Linked DNA regions of Homo sapiens: region 2 is linked to region 1. Evidence: read pairs that join two places in POLR2A ChIA-PET (ENCODE). Cell type or tissue: PC-3. All regions are shown on one strand. Links, peaks and the distances in the headings refer to the core of each region. The heading gives the core; the rest is flanking DNA. Region 1 overlaps XIRP2 (xin actin binding repeat containing 2). Region 2 overlaps LOC107985958 (a long non-coding RNA gene).

The links. ChIA-PET counts read pairs that join two places held together with the same protein. Peaks named below come from ENCODE experiments on the same cell type or tissue, not always from the same donor. Only the 100,000 strongest peaks of a DNase experiment are listed, where the experiment ranks them.
Region 2: POLR2A ChIA-PET joins it to region 1 with 7 read pairs; 2 of 35 experiments call an interaction of 5 or more read pairs at or near these places.

Annotation. Positions count from the first base shown.
Region 1 is chr2:166,916,712-166,926,126 of GRCh38, reverse strand. All of the region lies in intron 2 of XIRP2 (xin actin binding repeat containing 2), which reads right to left. Among named protein-coding and RNA genes, the nearest start is that of XIRP2, 33 kb to the right of the region's middle. In PC-3, for the core only: no CTCF peak of the experiment used is centred there; no DNase peak of the experiment used is centred there.
Region 2 is chr2:166,568,361-166,577,775 of GRCh38, reverse strand. It overlaps LOC107985958 (a long non-coding RNA gene), which reads left to right. Exons shown (of 4, transcript XR_001739762.1): 2 at 4,056-4,143; 3 at 7,593-7,660; 4 at 8,011-8,859. Among named protein-coding and RNA genes, the nearest start is that of SCN7A, 79 kb to the right of the region's middle. In PC-3, for the core only: no CTCF peak of the experiment used is centred there; a DNase peak (open chromatin) is centred at 4,145; H3K27ac peaks cover 2,472 bases.

The DNA of each region.
Region 1 (9,415 bases), core at 505-8,504:
ATACCTGATTGTCAAAGGTGCAGGGTTGATACAAAACTGATTTTTTTCTTTTTGAGATAGGGTCTCACTCTGTCGCTGAGGCTGCAGTACAGTAGCACCATTGTAGCTTACTATAGCCTCAAACTCCTGGGCTCAAGCAATCTTACAGCCTCAACCTCTCAAGTAGATGGGACTACAAGCACACCCTACTATGACTGGCTATTTTTTAAATTTTTATTTTGTAGAGATGGGGTCTTCCTGTTTTGCCCAAACTGGACTAGAACTCCTGGCCTCAAGTGATCCTCCTGCCTAGGCCTCCCGAAGTGCTTAGGTTGGGATTAGAGGGGTAAGCCACCACACTCTGCCAAAAAAGGATTTATTTATTGAACAAATATTCATTGCACACTTGCCCCTGTGCCTATCACCCTGATTAGGAGTGGGAACACTAAGATAAATTGTGATATAATCTTTCCCTATGAGAATAGTTGGAGGAGAGAAATTTTATATATATACTTATATGTATATATATATATATATATATATATATATATGTATATACACATACACACACACATACATACACACACACACAAATATTTTCAGAATGAACATTGGAATATGCATTTATTTAAAGATAGCCATTTGCAGCAAGTGAGTTGAGCCGATTATGCTGTTTGAAGCAACTATTATATCATAATAGATGAGAAATTAAACGTGCTATAAACTAAAAAGCAATACAAACCTGGTGTCATTTTTTATCACAATTCCTGGAACATACCTAGCACTAGAAATATAATATCTCTGAATGCATCAGTCATTCAGTAATTACAGGGGCTTGAAGAATTTATGATCTGATAATGTGAAATGCAAACTTAGAAACTGAATTAAATGGCTCAATGAAAACTTCATATGCCTTTTATACTAAGAGCTAAATGACTAATATTAGACCTCCCTAAGATGTTTCACTGAACAATACTGATTGTAGGTTGACAGCTGTCTAACTGCATAGTTGACATGACTTTTGATAAATATAGCTACTACCTATTATTTGTGAATGCATAGCCTGAAATACTTTTAACACAGAGAAAAACACATGTTGGTAGGGCAGGCCTACCACAAGGTATTCAGGGGTAAGAAAGAGGAGAAAAAAGCTTACCCTCTGAAAACTGTAGCAATTCTTAATAATAAAAAGGATTCATTTTCTGGTTAAGAGACAAAATACAAACTCTTTTCTTGCTTTTGCGTTAAAGAAATTAACATTTAAATGGTAGTTCTATGGAACCCTTAATAATTTCTGAATTTAAATGGTTCATTTAAATTTAACAGCGTTCTTATTCTCCCATTACTCTTAAACTTGGCAACATAAATCACAATTAAGGTGAAAGAGGGCTATGAGACTCAACATGTCATAGAACTAAGTGCTGAGAGACAGTTTGGAGGAAAAGGTATGTTCTGTTATTTGCCATCCTATAAAATATGGTTCTAGGAGGCAGAAGTACTTAAGAAACCTCTTCTCATTCAATTCTAGTCTTCAACCTGTTTGTAATGACAGAAGAGATCATTGTCATGGGAGGAAGAGACTGTGCAAGCATAATTATCAGTTCAAAAAAAAAGAATAAATATACATATATTTGTCATAAGTTATAAAGAAAAAAATTCAAAAAAAATTAGCAGTTATAAAAGAAAAAAATGATACACTTGTTATCAGTTTATGCAAATAAAGCTGATCCATGTCCTTGGTTTGAAGCCTAACCAGAAAAGGCAAAACCTCAAAAGGGACACATTGTCTCAGTATCACAGAGTGCTAACAATTCTGAAGAGTATGAACTGCACTCAAGAAAGACAGCAAAGCATGCCTGATGGAACCCACACTTGTTAAATCCTCAGACTTCCTAACCCAGGTATTTCTTTCAACACTTGGAAGAAAACCAGTCAATGTTTTCTGTCTCTGTTATAGTTGCAGGAACTCCCAAGTGGATCTCCTAATGTATTCCCGATGAGCCCACACACAAAAAAAGATTTCTGAAACATCTCCAAAGGAAGATACTCAACTATATCCACTGACCTACTCAGTTCAGACTCCTTAATTAGTGTCCAGCTTATTTTTTTTCAGGGCATATCTGTCTTTGCTTAGTCTGAACCTGCTGAGCCATATCATGTCCTTGTCACATATAAGCTTGGCCCTGACTCTTCTTAAATCACTCAGGAGTATTCCAACCTCACCTCCTACTGCTAAGCTGTGTCTGAGCCCTCAAGGTTAGACATAGCCTGTCATTTTCCATAGTGACAAATGGAAGATATCCTGTGTTGCTTTAAAGGCCAAAACTTTACTGGAAATGTAGATGCTCCCAGGAGATACACTTTACTCAACATGAAGATTAACCTTCAGTGAAAGAGAGCAAACTGACAGTAGAAAAAAACTGCTTTGCAAAAGTGTGAACTCCTTGAAACTGCAAGTATTTAAGGGGAAGTTCGGCTACCATCTGTCTGGGATGTAACATGGTTTCCAAACTTTGGAGGGAGTTTGATTTTATCATATCTGAAGGCAGTTCTCTTCTTTAAGATTCTTATCTTTCTACTTCAGTCACTTTAATGGTCATATCTTTATGGAAACTGGATAGTCTCTTGTTTTTAATGGCTATCTATTTTGGAAATAAATTTGCTTGTTAAAAGTATCATTTCATACTAGGAGGACTTACTAGTAATGTCCATACTGAAATTGGAATAATTTTTTGGAATAATTTATAGTTTTGAATTTCTACATTTGGTAAAGCATCACTCAGTAGAGAATAATGAATGGAAAATATTTCATTAGATATATTCTATTCAGGCTCTTTTGAGCAATATACCAAATAATTCCAGTGAGAACTCGAGGCAAAACACATTGCTATGGCAATGTTTATAGTACACTCATTGTAACTTTACAGTTACTTTTACCGTTCAAACATGAAAGCTATTTAGTACAGATTTATTTTTGCTTATACAGCATCTGTACTTTAGCTACCACTCCTAAGTTATTATCAATAGCATCACAAGAAAAGAGGATTTGTGCTTCTTAGTAGTTCATTCTTTATTTCTCACTCTCTTTGAGATGATAGGAATGCCACTTACACTTTTTTTTTTAATTTTAGTAGAAAAGCAACTCAGATGCTGAATACCCTTGAGGATCAAACCTTGTTTTTATCCAGTGATGAAGAATAATAAAGAAGATAGGATAATTCAGCATGTCTATGAAAGTTTCACTCTGAGTACTAGAAATCATTACACTAAGTAAAATCTGCAATATGCTATCACCCCTGGTTACCTTTCTTTAAAAAAAAAAAAAAAGGAAGGAAAGAAAAGAAGAAAGAAAATAACTGGATTTCTAGTTTGCTTACTTTTTTTTTTCTTTTGAGATGGAGTCTCGCTCTGTTGCCCAGGCTGGAGTGCAGTGGTGTGATCTCGGCTTGCTGCAGGATTTCTAGCTTGCTTACTTTTAATGTTGTGTGTATATATGTATGTGTATGCAGCAGTATATATTATTTGTTCTGAATTCTGAGTCTGCTGAGTTTATTACCTCTTATGTTATGTGGGTCAAATATTATGCAAAAGAAGAATCTGGACATTAGCACAAGCCATTTTGCTAGCCAAAAAAAAAATCTTTTAACTTCATAAGTAGTTCGTACATAAAGGACCTCAATACTGGAGAGTCACAATATGCTCATTGTTGTACCTTTGAGGCACTGCTGCAAAAAAGATGCATATTTTATATTTTATGGCTGAAACACTTCATAATTTTAAAAGAAATGGGCTATCATTGATTATTATGTAACATTTTCTACAGTAGGACAAACAGGTCAAACAACAACAAATCTCAGCACATTACAGAGGGCAGTGGCCTGTGGCCTGAGTGTAGATGTGCAGTTCGTGAGGTAGCTTCTACCCAGAGGGTCAATGCAACAGGGAAGGAAAGGTGCTTCTGAAGCTAGCTGCATATTCAAGCCGTGGTCTAAGAATGCACTAAGGAAACTGGAATCAAGAAGACAGTTTGTCCTTTGGAAGGCTAACAGACATAGCTTGTTACCAAAATATTATCTAGTCTCAGACTTTCAAAAAATATCCAGTCTCAGACTTTCAAAAAAGGCCAATGAAAGAAGCATTAATTCCTTCATATCTGTTTCTTGCACATTTTCACCCATGTCATCTGTAAGGCATATAGAGTGGTAAGACAGGTGTGCAAGCCAGAGGAGCTGGCACAAGCCTCTGAAAAGATCACTCACCCTGCACTGACCATATGCAAGGGACAATCAACATCAAGTTATCAAAGATCTGCTGTCAGATGAGCAGGAGTACAGCTCTAGGCAGAGTGGGCTGAAGAATTAGGTGACCTTGAAGCCCAGCACAAATAATGCAATGCTAATGCACATAACCTAAGAGTAGACACTGAAAGGAGCCAGCTCATTTCAACAAGCATTTTCCATTCATCCATTCCTGAAGTGCTGAAAGATTATATACCCTATGCTTAGCACTCTGTTAAAAACCAGGAGGGAAAGAAAAAAATGAAATGTGATTTTTCCTTTATAATTCAAGTGGATATTCAAGCTGGGTGATGAAATAATTTATCATCCAGACACTTTGGAGAATGAAAGGGGTATTTTTAATAATTATGATGGAGCGATGTATGTAAACTAGGGATGTTCCCAGCAGAGGGACAAATGATTGCCATGTAGATGAGATAGAAGTCATCCATGCTTAAGTAATCATTTGAAATGGAATTTGAAATACTGAGAACACCAAATGATAGCAAGGATATGAAGCCATAAGAATTCTCATTTGTTACTGGGGGGAATGAAAAAGAGTACAACGACTTTGGACAACAGTTTGGCAATTTCTTACAAACTAAACATACTCTTACCATACAATTCAGCAATCACACTTGGGTATATACTCAAGTGAGTTGAAGCAGTCAACAGTGGTTGATTCGATATGGAGAGAAAGCATGCTATTTAATTTTTTTTCTTTCAGGGATTGGGGTGAAAGCAGAGATGCATGTGGTGCAACTTGAGCCCAAAGAAAGACATTCAGAGATATTTGAAAGGAAAGAAAGAGAAAAAGAGGGATTTTTAAAGAAAAATAAACTTCTTGTTAGTGTAAAAATTATTTTGCATAAAGTTACTTGTTTATTAGATTAGACCAATTTAGCTATTCTAAACTCTGTTAGCAAAATAGGCAAAATACAAAAACTAGCTTACTCCAAGAGTAAGGCCTCTGGACTCCACCTGACTGGGTTAGATTTCTTTTTCAACCACCAACTGACAGTGGGAACTAAGACAAAAACAGTTCACCCAGCCTATATTTTCTCATTTGTATATGGTGATGTTTACATAGTTTAACTCACAGGTTAGTTATGACAATTAAAAGAGAAAATGTCAGTAAAGTGTTTAGTACATTCCTGGAACACAGTGAATGTTCAATAATTTTTCTTACATGATTCAAAACATTTATATTTCTTGCCATATTTTATCAAAAGTAAAACAACTTTAGTATTTTATGTACCTGTAAGAAAAGGGGAAAATCCTGACAAACTATGAAATGGCACTGACTATGAGAAGCATATCAGTTTCAAAGATGTTAACACATGAAAACATGTGTATCTTAGAATAAGAGTATGTGGTAGTTTGGGGGACACTCAATGTTTAAGAATTGCTTTGATTTCTGGCACTGTCCAGGATCCATTTATATCAGAAACACAGCTGTGAGATTCTGTTTGAAACAGACATCATAAATTCAGAGATCATCTAGAGAGCAGTATTTTAATATTGTGGCTTCTGGACTGAGATCAACTTGAATTCCAATCCCTGCTCTATTACTTACCAATGGTGTACTCTTGGGCAAATTAACTTCTCCACATCATAGCTGTTAAATGGGAATAATTATAGTTCTTGCCTTCTATGATGATTGTGACTATTAAATGAGGGCAGCGCTCATGAGGCCTTCAGCTCAGTACCTGGTAGATACGCAGTGTTCAGTCATTACCACTTGCTAGCTATTAGTGGTAGCACAGTGCCTCTTCCTCTAGTCACCTGAGGGCAGACGAATGTTAGCATGAGGCGAGGCATTCAACGGTAAACTCAAAAATTTGTGGGCCCTATAAAAAAGGCTACAGCTATAAACTAAAGGGCAGACCTGAAACATATGTTGGTGAAAACAAAATTGCTGGTGCTGGATAAATAAGTATTTTTTGAGACATTGGTGCATATGACCTGCAACCTCTTGATTTTATCTTTAAATGTGAAATTTTAAATGATATATGTGCAGTAGGTATGTGTGTCTGTGTCTGCTTCCATGCACACATTGCATATATATTAAAAAGAAAGAAAATTTCTCTGTGGAGCTCCTGGTTTTTGTTTATATTTCTTGTTTTTATTTCTTGTTTTTATAACTTGAAATTTCTTTTCAATGAGAACTTCAAATGAACATATTTCAAGACATGAGGGAAAAATTGCTTCTAACATTCAAAATAAAGGTAAAATGGAAAAAGGATTAGATTTTAAGTCATAAAATCATTGTGATCAGAAATGGAAATATTTTTATATTGTTGTATCATTAATAACAAAGAAATCTGACATCTAATCGACATTGAAATCAGAACATGTTGATTAATTTAAATGTATGTTCCTGACAGTGTTCCACAAATGGGGCAAAAAGAGCACTGCATGCATTACGTTGCATTACCATGCCTTAGAGTAATTTGTCTCATGTCATCCAATAAATGACTTACATTCGCATAAAACAAGTTAGTACACTATTAAGTACCATAAATCATCATATTTGGTAGTTGGTGTAGATGAGAAACATTAATGGAGCTTGAATTTGTTTCAGGTGTTTGGAAGTTATAACATTCACTCACCACTACACATTAAACATAAAGAAATATCTTTCCACGTAGGAAAATGTGTTAACCATTTGTTTCCCATATATAATACAGTGAGTATTATGTGCCATGTATTATGAAATACATAATACACTGTATTATGTATCATAAACAAGGGCATGGTTAGGTGCCTGCAGTTTGCTTGATCTCCAGGAAGAGAGTGGATGGATGGCTGTACCTGTTGTTTACAGCCACCTCCACTCCAAACTGTCAGTACCTGCCCTGCACATTACGTTAAGTATTTTGAATTTCAGAGTTGACAAAAGATTACATACTTCTAAGTTCAGAGAAAGGACTTAGTCAGAGGAATAAAAAGGGGCAACTCCATTAAAGAAAGCTTTGCTATATCAACCCTGAGACCGGTTTAGATGAGGGAGACCAGACAGGGGAACACATGGAATTAAGAAAGATGGTCCTCAGAGGATCATTTCCCCACAAAAGGAATAAATGTTCCCTAATCTTAATATCTTATTTAACCATAGTACAATTTTAAAAGCAGGAAATAATTAAACCTTATTTGACTTTTACCACCTTTCCCATTGATGTCCTCTTTTCTGGCCCAGGATTTGGTGGAAGTTTCCACATTCCATTTAGTTTTCATGCCACTTTAGTTTTTTCCGACCCATGGTAATTTCTCAGTCTTTCCAAAGATAAATATGTTTTAAAAGATAAATAAGATAAATATGTTCCTTCAATATTTCTATTCACTGGCTGAATTAATTTAACAAATACCATAAGTGAATATTTTTTCCCTTCCCTGTCATCCTATGACTGATTTTCATACTCTATCATTTTCTTTTCGAGAATCTTCTCACAAGCAGAATAAACTAAAGGGAGAAATAAAGAAAACATTACCTTTAGAAGGATGAATAAATAGGGAAAATTTTGGTCTTTAACTGGGGCCTTTGGATCCACCAAGAGCCATGGAGATGACACTTCAAAGACAGTCTCTAAGTCTAATCACGGGAAGTCCACCAGCAAACCAAAGCTCATCCTGCAAGAAGTTAACACAGGAATATTTTCCACAACATTCCTGGTGGATAAACTTCCATTTACTGTGGAAAACCTGGAAGAAATTACCTCACCTAAGTGATCACACAGTATCACCAGTAATCAGACTTATTGATTTACTGTATTTCCAGATATGATGTACTGCGAAGGGCAAAACAGCATCACTCCTGTGGTATTCCTGCCAAAAATCTGTAACCATGAAAAAACATCAGATAAGCTCATGTAGGAAGGCATCTTCTACAATTATTCTGCTTGTGAGAAGATTTTTGAAAAGAACCTGATAGAGTATGAAAATCAGTCATAGGAGGACAGGGAAAGGAAAAAAATAGTCACTTACGGTATTTGTTAAATTAATTCAACCAGTGACTAGAAATGTTGAATAAACATCTAAGAAAGATAGGCTGGGTAAAAGAATCGGGCTCCTAACAGGGGCAGTAGAGCTAGTATCAATATTCTTATAACACAAGGGCAAAAACCCTCACTAGTCTACTGAGTAAAATGTCAAAGAATGCCAATCCATGAGCTGACAGCAGTTTTCCCAGTGGAAGGCAAGTCAATATTGCTTAACATCCTTGTATGGTTACTGGCTTTTTTTTTTTAACAGTGTCATATTGTGACTGCACATATCACTACCACAAACAAATGGGAAGAGATGGCAGTTTCCTCTGAAAGTCTTAAAGGCCATGCAAATATGTTTAGTTGGGAGTTTTGCCAGCTATTTCTTTTTCTAACTAAAATAAAACACTGGACAGGAAGCAGTAAAATAGCAAACATGTAAGTGGGTGAAAAGAACACTAACATTATTTTTAAAAACAAATTACACCACAAAGAAAAAGCTGCATAAAATGAAATAAAACATTATGGCCCATCCTCGCGGTATTCTTGATGTCCTCTCTCTGTCTATGGTTTTAATAAAGCTTTGAAAACTATAATTGAACAAACTGCAGCTCTTTGTCTCATCATCTCAAAATGGGATTGTAACTTATGTTAAAAGATTACTCAGTGAGGGCTCTTCTCAGTGGGACCTCTGCAGGCTGCAAGACGAAGGTGTTGTCAGATGTATAAAATCTTCTTTGCCCAAAGCTTCTTTCCACTTTTAGAAACCATAGAGTGTTAGTCTCTTCCTTTATAGATGAGAAAACAGAAGTCCACTGAGATAAAATATTTTCTCTGAAGGACATATAGTGGGTTACAGAGATAACAGAGGAACGAAAATAGAAGGAATATTCATGTAGTGCTACCTTGGTGCTACTTTTTATATTTCATTAGGTGCTGCCTCTTAAATGCCTCTTCTCCTTCAGGTGTTGCATTATTTGTCTTCAGAAAAATTAGGTGGTGTATTAATCTCCTTATTTTACAGATATGAAAACTAAGGATTAATGAGTTAAAATAAGTCATTTGAGTTTATACAATGAGAAAGTTGCTGAGCCAAGGTTTCCAGCTGAACTTTTGTCATCAAATGTTAAGTTCTCATATGCCATGCTGAAAAGAAAATTATTATTCTGTATAATA
Region 2 (9,415 bases), core at 444-8,443, 350 kb after region 1:
GAAAACAAACAATTTGATTTAAAAATGGGCAAAAGACTTCAATAGACATTCCTCAAAAGAAGACATACAAGTGGCCAGTGGGTATATGACAAAATGCTCGATATCACTTATCATCAGGAAAATGCAAATCAAAGTCACCTTGAGATATCATCTCACTCCAGTTAGAATCATTGTTATCAAAAAGACAGGGAGTAAAATATTTTGGCGAGGATGTGGAGGAAGAGGAGCCCAGTACACTATTGATGGGAACGTAAATTGGTACAATCACCATGGAGAATAGTTTGGAGGTTCCTCAAAAAACTAAAAATAGAACTATCATATGATCCAGCAATCCCACTACTGGGATTTAGCCAAAGGAAATACAATTGCTATGTCAAAGAGATAGCTGCACTCCCATGTTTGTTACAGCACTATTCCCCATAGTCAAGATATGGAATCAATCTAAGTGCCTATCAATAGATGAATGGTTTAAAGAGTGGTATATATTCATAATTAAGTATAATTAAGAAGTTAAAAAAAGAATAAAATCCTGTCATTTGCAGCAACATGGATGGAACTGGAGGGCATTATGTTAAGTGAAATAAGCCAAGCACAGAAAGACAAATATTGCACTTTCTCACTCATATGTGGGAGCTTAAAAAGTGGATCTAATGAGAATAGAAAGTAGATTGGTGGTTACCGGAAGCCAGGAAGTAGGGGATGAAGAGAGGTTGACTAATGGATAAAATATACAGTTTGAAAGAAGAAATAGAACATACAGTATGATAGATCAGTAGGGTGGCTATAGTTTACAATAATTGATTGTGTATTTCAAAATAGCTAGAAAAGAATAATTTGAGTGTTTCTACCGTAAAGAAAAAACAAATATTTAAGGTGATAAACATGCTAATTACACTGATTTGAGCTTTACAAATTGTGAATGTATTAAATTACCACATGTACTCTGAAAGCATTATATATCAATAAAAACAAATTTTGAAAAATTTAATTTAAAAACAGGGAGAAAAAAATTGAAGAAAATATGAACAGGTCTTTGGTGTCTCATGGGGAAATATCAAAAGGTCTGGCATACATGCATTTTGAATCTTAGAAGAAGGAGGAAGAAAATTGGGTAGAAAATATTTTCCAAGAAATAGTGGCCAAAGTTTCCCTAAATTTGGTAAAAGGTGGAAATGTACAGATGGAAGAAGTTAAATCAGCCTAAAAGAGGTAAATAGTAATAAAACTATACCTAAGTACACTAGAGTTTAACTTACCAGAGTAAAAGAAAAATAAGGAGAAAATCTTGAAAGCAGCTGAAAAACAATACAGTATACAACACATTATAGAATAAGAGTTTGTTTAAATGACCTCTGACTTATAATCGATAGAGCACAAGAGACAGTGAAATGACAGTTTTAAAGTACTGAAAAAAATATATAACAGTAAAGCTGTTTAAAAGAGTTTTCTTAGACATGTTAAATTGCCTTAAGGATTTCTATGAATCTCTTTTCTGGATAATTTGCAGACATCTCAGTACCCTTTCGAGTCTTTGAGTCCATTTCATGCAATAGATCTTCCGTGTTGTGATAATTGTTTTCCTTACTATTCTTACCTAAAAATGGCTAAAAATTAGTGTTCACTATGTGCTGGTTAGTGTTCTAAGGTTTCTGCTCCTCCCATCATGTTATTGAGTTAAATGCTGTAGTTAGCCGGGCGCCGTGGCTCACGCCTGTAATCCCAGCTCTTTGGGAGGCCGAGGCAGGCAGATCACCTGAGGTCAGGAGATCGTTTGAGACCAGCCTGACGAATATGGTGAAACCCCTGTCTCTACTGAAAATACAAAAATATTAGCCTGGCGTCGTGGCAAGCCCCTGTAGTCCCAGCTGCTTGGGAGGCTGAGGCAGGAGAATCGCTTGAACCCGGGAGGCGGAGGTTGCAGTGAGCCAAGGTAGCACCACTGTACTCCAGCCTGGGCAATAGAGTGAGACTCCATTAAAAAAAAAAGTGTTCTAGTTATCTCCATTTTAACAAACCAGAAACTGAAGAACAGAAAAGGTAGGCAACTGACCAAAGCTGTCCTCTGTTGAGAATTAGTGTCAAGATGAAACCCATCAGTCTGGTTTCAGAGCCCATACTCCACATGGCTGACTAGAAAGAAAGACATGGTAATTGTTTTCATATAATGTTCTGTTAAGCAACATTTCAGCAAGCAAAAAAACAAACAAGAAATCCTCCAATTTGCTTTTTTTTCTCAACTGATTTTTCTGGAAAAACAGCTTAGTCTTAAATTTCTCTTGCAGCATTCAAGTTCTAATAATACCACAGTGCATTAGTTGGTAGTTTATTGGTATTGAAAGCTCTAAAATGGTTGTTGCAGTGAATCAAAATACATACTCTTAAGACGTTCCTGTGAATTGATTACGTGTCTTCAGACCAAGAAAAATTTAATTTTATAGATTTATCTCAATTGTTAATATATTAGAAAAACAAAATGATAGATCAAGTACATATTGTGGTAAATATAATGCAAATGCTGCACATTCATGCTGCCCAACACATGGCTAAGGTTATATATAGTAAAATTATAAAGAAATATAGCAAGAAGATTCTATATATCAAAATTGTGTAACTCTTTGCCATATAAATACCAATTCTATTGTATATATTGTTATGTAAAGACATCTGGAAAGTTAGATTATTTAAATAGGTAAATACATATATCAATTATAAATGCACTTTTTTTTTTTTTTTGAGATGGAGTCTCACTCTGTTGCCCAGGCCTGGAGTGCAGTGGTGCAATCTTGGCTCACTGCAACCTCTGCCTTCTGGGTTCAAGCAATTCTCCTGCCTCAGCCTCCTGAGTTGCTGGAATTACAGACATGCACCACCACCCCCATATTTTTAATAAAGATGGGGTTTCACCATATTGGCCAGGCTGGTCTCAAACTCCTGACCTCAGGTGATTCACCCGCCTTGGCCTCCCAAAGTGCTGGGATTACAGGCGTGAGCCACTGCGCCGGGCCATAAATGCACTTATTTAATACATATTTATTAGCTACCACCACCACAATCTGTCCTTTAATTACTTAATATTTTTCCAAAGGATTGACCAGAAATGTACTAGTGTAAGTGGAGATACAGTCTGGTCACCTATCTAGAATCTTAATCTGTATACCATAACAAAAAATTGATCTTCTAAGGTTTTCTTTTCCTTTGTGGTGGTGTTCCTTCTATCTTTTTCAACTCTGACATAAATACTTAAGATTTCTAGATTGTTGCTTGCCTCACTTGATAATTTATAATCAGAATTAAGAAAAGTTATGAAAATTATTAAATAGATATGCAAGTGACCACATTTTTACTTCAATAATTATACATTTATTAGTTGTTTATTCTTTCCCAAATTATTACAGGTATTGGAACTATGACATTTGAGTCATTTCTTACACTTAATAATTATGAGTACTATTCTATGTGGCTTATTTTATAGCAGCATACTGTTTTGAAGTTATGAATGTGAATATGATATAGTTTAACAAAAGATATTCTGTACCGAAAGAAAAAAGTAATAGTTATAAAAGGCTTAAATGAACTCTTCTATTTCACTGTCATGCTTTGTTTAGTAGTTTCATGTTTTCAATAGCCTCGTGGGAGATTTATAAATAAGAGACCCAGTTTATCTAGAGACATAGAGTTCCCCTACATTTTCATGATTAATGTGTAGAGTCATCTTTACAATTCTCTGATATCCTGAGAGTCTAATTTTGTGTGAATTCATATCCTATGGACAGATTTTATATGTTTACTAGGTGTGGGGACCCTGGGTTTTCCATGTGCACTTGCTTTTAGTGCAGCCCAGAACCACTGGTTATCTCGGGATAACTTCTATTAAGTTGGGACACAGCCCTGATGCAGAGCCCATGGGTATTTTAGCTGTTCCCAACTAGGAATCTTATACTTTGAGCTTACCTTCTTTTCACATAGTTCAATAAAAACAAATTCCTTTTTGCTTAAGTTCAATTTTTTTTTAATAGCAAGTTTTGTATTTACTCTTTCTCAAATTCTTTCCCCAGCATTCCTTCCGGGATTACCTCACGGTTCCCAGGAGAAGAGGAGGAGAAGAATGAGCAATGGATGTGTTGTTGACTGTCCTCCCTTTTGGTAGGATCTCCTATACTGGATGCTATTTCCTGACTCACATCAGAGCAAAGGAAAGTAATCAAGTGACAGGACGGAAAGAGGAGGGGGATGGGACAAAAGGCTTGCAGGGAAGTGTCAGCCAGCAACTGACTGTAAGAGAAGAGTAATCCTCTGAATAACAGACAAACAAAAACAGAGAAAGAGAGAGAGGATTTGTATTGAGGAAGCTTCTTCTGTACTTTAAGATTCAAAAGGGAAAAAAAAACCAGAATAATTCACAATCATTCATTTCCTTAAATCAATTCAACATCCAAAAGAGTTTGCCTCCCAACTGATTATTTCAACTTTGAAATTGCCTTTATTACTATTTTTCTTTGATTTGGAAATATTTATTGAGTGTCTGTTATATGCCAGAAACTACTCTGAGTGGAGAAATGAACAAAGCAGAGAAATTCTCCACATTCATGCAGCTTAAATTCTAGCTGGAAAAGTATAGAATAAACAAACACATGACTGAAAAAAATGAGCATGTCAGATGATGTAAGTACTATGAAGAGAAATAAAGCATGTGAAGGGCATAGAGAATGAGGTGTTAGTGGGAAGTTAATTTCATTGAGGTAGTCAGGGAAACTGACTTGTCTCAAGAAAAATGCATGCTAATTGTAGAAAATTTTAACAAATAAAGGTGAACAAAATAAAAAACTGAAATATGATCTATTTCATGATCCAGAGATAGATAGCCTATGCCAACATTTTATGCTAGTTCTTTTCACAATATTTTTTAAACTGTGGTATGTTGTTTTATTGTTTGAAGTGTTTAATATATGCCTTCCAATAAGATGATTCTGTTTTTTCATTAATTGCCCTGTTACTTAAAGTTTCTAACTATGGGCAGAGAGCACTTTCTTGCTCCATTGTCAGGCTTGGCGACTGACCTGTTTTGACTAATAAAATATGAGCAGAAAAGATTCATGCTGGTTTTGAGCAGAAGCTTGAAGAGCCTTACTTGTTTCTACCAGCAATTCTGCATACTCGTCTACCAAGAGAGGAACATATCCCACATGTGGGCTCACTTTCCTACTGGGTTCTGAAATTAAAACCACCTTGACCAGTCATCAAACACAATTATTGCTACTCATAGAGATTGTGTTAATGTATGATAATCTAGTAAAAGATGAGTAAGATATATGCAAATATAATTTTCAGAAATGAAGTCATACAATACATAATGTTTTTCTGGGCATGGTGGTGGGCACCTATAATCCCAGCTACTCAGAAGGCTAAGGCAGGAAGATTACTTAAGCCTAGGAGTTTGATACCAGCCTGGGAAACATAGGATCTCCCACTCCCCCCAAAAAAACAAAACAAAAACAAAACCATAATGTTATATTTAGTTTAGTGGATTTTCTATATAAAAAATAGCATGACTAGTGCTATCTTCTTTACCAATTAATTTCCTTGTGTTTTAAATCATAAATAACATGTATTTTATAAAAGTTTTCAAACTTAACCTAAATGAGTGAAGTTAAAAGTGAAATTTCTTACACCTCTCTAAACTTGCCCAAACCTAGCCAGTCCCAGGGATAATATTAACAGTTTACAACATGTACTTCTGTGAGTATAGGAGCCGTCTCCTTTCTCTTTCCCTTACTTTGATACATACACACACATTTGTAAAATAGAATCATAGGATCATACATAATATTTTGGGAATGATGTGCTCATGTGTTTGTGTGTGGGTATTGTTTTACATCATGGGCATCTTTCCAAGTCGGTACAAATGTAGATGATAAACTGCTTTTCTTTTAGTTGTGACTTGGCATTCCATGGTCTGACTGTAACAATATTTCTTTTACTATTCTTGTAAATGTAGGGTGTATCTAAATTTTATAATTATGAACAAGTCTGAAAAAATATACTTTTATGTATACTTTTTACTAGTGTTAGGAAACATTCACAGAAATGGACAATAATTATATATTTTTCTACAATACTATTTTTTCTGTCTGTATATTATTTCACTGTGTATGTAATTTATTTAAAATGCCATATAAATGACCATCTATGTTATGGAATTTTCCCCCAGCATTTTACTAGTGTGTACAAAATGATATGGACATTCTTGTATTTAATTACAATGAACATCTACAATTATTTCATTAGTTGGCTGGGCGCAGTGGCTCATGCCTGTAATCCCAGCATTTTGGGAGGCCGAGGTGGGTGGATCACCTGAGGTCAGAAATTCGAGATCAGCCTGGCCAACCTGGTGAAACCCCATCTCTACTAAAAATACAAAAAAATAGCCTAGCTTGGTGGCGGGCACCTGTATTCCCAGCTGCTTGGGAGGCTGAGGCAGGAAAATCACTTGAACCCGATAGGTGGAGGTTGCAGTGAGCCAAGATCGTGCCATTGCACTCCAGCCTGATCAACAAGAATGAGACTCCCTCTCAAAAAAATAAAAAATAAAAATAATTTCATAAGTCTAACCTCAAAAGTCAGTTAACAACAATGTAGAATTCTAGAATTGTGATCAGTGTTGTCATTATTTTTTCTACTAGGTTATTACCATCAGCATTGGATGAGAGTAGCCATTTCTTCAAATACTCATCAACTCTAGTTATTGCCACTGATTAATGTTTGATATGATTAATTTTTGTATTAGCATAATTATGTTGTATTTTAAATATAGATGGTATACACATTATGATGGTACTTAGGTTCACCCAAGAAAAGAATTATAAAAGAAAAACAAAGGGAATACATTTTCTCATTGGAGGCTAGAAGTGTAGTGTACTTTCTTATATCTGCAGTGCTCAAAATTTCAGTTATCTTTTGCTGAGGGTTTGGCTCATTAAAAATACTTTTGCAGCCTTATGAAGATATAATTGATGTATAATAAACTGTACATATTTAACTATAAAATTTGATAAAGTTGTGACATTTGTACAACCCCAAGTTACTATTACCATAGTCAAAATAATAAATTCTTCTATCTCCAAGTTTCCTTTTGCCCTTTGAGATCCATCCCTCATGACATTTCCCACCAATTTCACAGGAAAACATTTATTTTCCTTCTCTCACTATAGATTGTTTTTCAATTTCTAGAATTATATATAAATTTAAGAATATATTTGCACTCTTTTTTAAAATCTGGTTTCTTACACTTGTCACTATTGTTTTAAGACCCATTTAAGTGGATGAATGTCCAATAATTTTTCTCGTTATTGTTAATATTCTACAGTTTGTTTAACTATTCATTGATTAATAGACATTTGGGCTGTTTTCAAGTTTGGCTATTACAAATAAAGTTGCTATTAATATTCTGTATGTGTCTTTCTGTTGATGTATGCTTTCATTTGTTTGGGGCAGATACCTAATGATTTGGATGATATGGTAGGCATGTGTTTAATTTTTATTTTAAATGCCAAAGTATTTTTCTGATTTGTTGTCTCATTTTACTTCCCCAACAGAAGCTGTATCCTTTGTCCCAGCCTCAGCTCTGGGGTCACGTTGATTTGTCACGGCAGCCCCACTGCATGTAAGTCAGAGCTCACACCACATGGGAATGGAGAGCCAAGTAGGAAAGTAAAAACGTCAAGATCAGCTGCAGCCCAGTTAAGAAGGCCTACCAAGTTCCTTTTGTTATTATCATGCTCCAAGCTAGTACTAGGCAACTCTCGAAAGAGTCTCACCTGAGACTTGATAGATCAACCTGGAGTAATAGGCTAGCCCCTGCTCTCAACTTACCTAATTTTGCTTGATGTAACCCTGTCTCCCCTGACCTGCAACAAACAGTGGAAACCTGGAGATGAAAATCCAGGAGGTGCAAGTCTAATGGCTTTTTGCTATCCTCCCTTTAACTCCTTCCTTTCCCCACCTCACCTACAGGCTGGAAAGAAGTGTTCATGGTACTTTACCCTATTCTAAAATAACGAGGTGACTGAAGGCCCTACTGTGTAAGAGGAAGCATTCTCTTCAAGCCCTATCACCAACCCTTTCTGATAGCACCCACTTCAGAGACAACCTATGGTGAGTTTGGTGTGCATGTTTCTGGATAATATTTTGTATTTTAACATAAACATATACATGAATAATACATATTTTATACAAGAATATTTAAAAATTGATATATTTCTAACATATGCAAAGATATAGGTTAGATTTTTTTCTGTTCTTCTAATAGTTACCAATAATAAACAGCCAAATTTAATTAATATACAGTAATAGTAATACATTCTAAAGTAAATCTGCATATACATTTCTTTTCTGAAGAAAGGGATCTTAACAAACTTTAATCTTTTTTGAACTCTCACATTTTGTCCCAAACAAATACATATTTGTCCCAAATATGTACACACATATTTTTTATTTTAGAGTCCTTTAATTAAGTTTATCAATATATTTTATGATCTTTTTCTCACCATTGTCTCAAGAATCCCACTTCTTTTGCCTGGAGTTATTTTTCTTTTTCATTTAATAACTTGTCGATGACAGTCCGTGGGTAGATTGAAGAACAAACACTTAAGACATATGTTAATTTTATTTAAGCTTTTTTTTAGACTTCTGCAAGAGAATACAATATTCTTAGCTATTGTTACAAATAACATAAATCATATTGGAATCTTTATAATACAAAGGAAAAGAAAAATGATAGCTCTTGTAAAAGAAATGCAGCCACACATATGTCTTAAACTCCAGTAATGTGGTTTTAATTTAAATTTCAGTGAAATCTGGAATATTTACAATAAATTTAATTAATGAACCAATGTTACATTAAAAATGAGCCACATATTCTGATTTATACTTTTCTAAATGTTTTATGATGTTAACAAACATAAATTTCACATTTATCTAGTAATAAAAAATAAAATGTTGAGAGTTCCTTTTTTATTGGAAACTTTTTTATTGTAGTAAAATATACATAATGCAAAACTTATTATTTTAATGTGTGTAGTTCAGTGGCATTGAGTACATTAACATCACCACTATCCATTTCCAGAATGTTTTCATCTTCCGCAGCGAGTTCTTATCATGAACATTAAATGTCAAGAAAACGTAGCACAGGAAGCTTGTTACTTTCAATCATGCAGAACACTTTCCATGTCTTAAGATCTGTTTTAACTTGATAAGTGGGAAGACAGAGTTTTGCTTAACACCCTGTGTTGTAAATATTCCCAATGTCTACCTTCTGTTAGTAGTGAAAAGAAATAATTCACAGCATAGTTTCTAGATCAATAGAAATGCTGTAGATCTTAATGATTTACACTGTAGCTTTTCTTTTTATTTAAAAGAG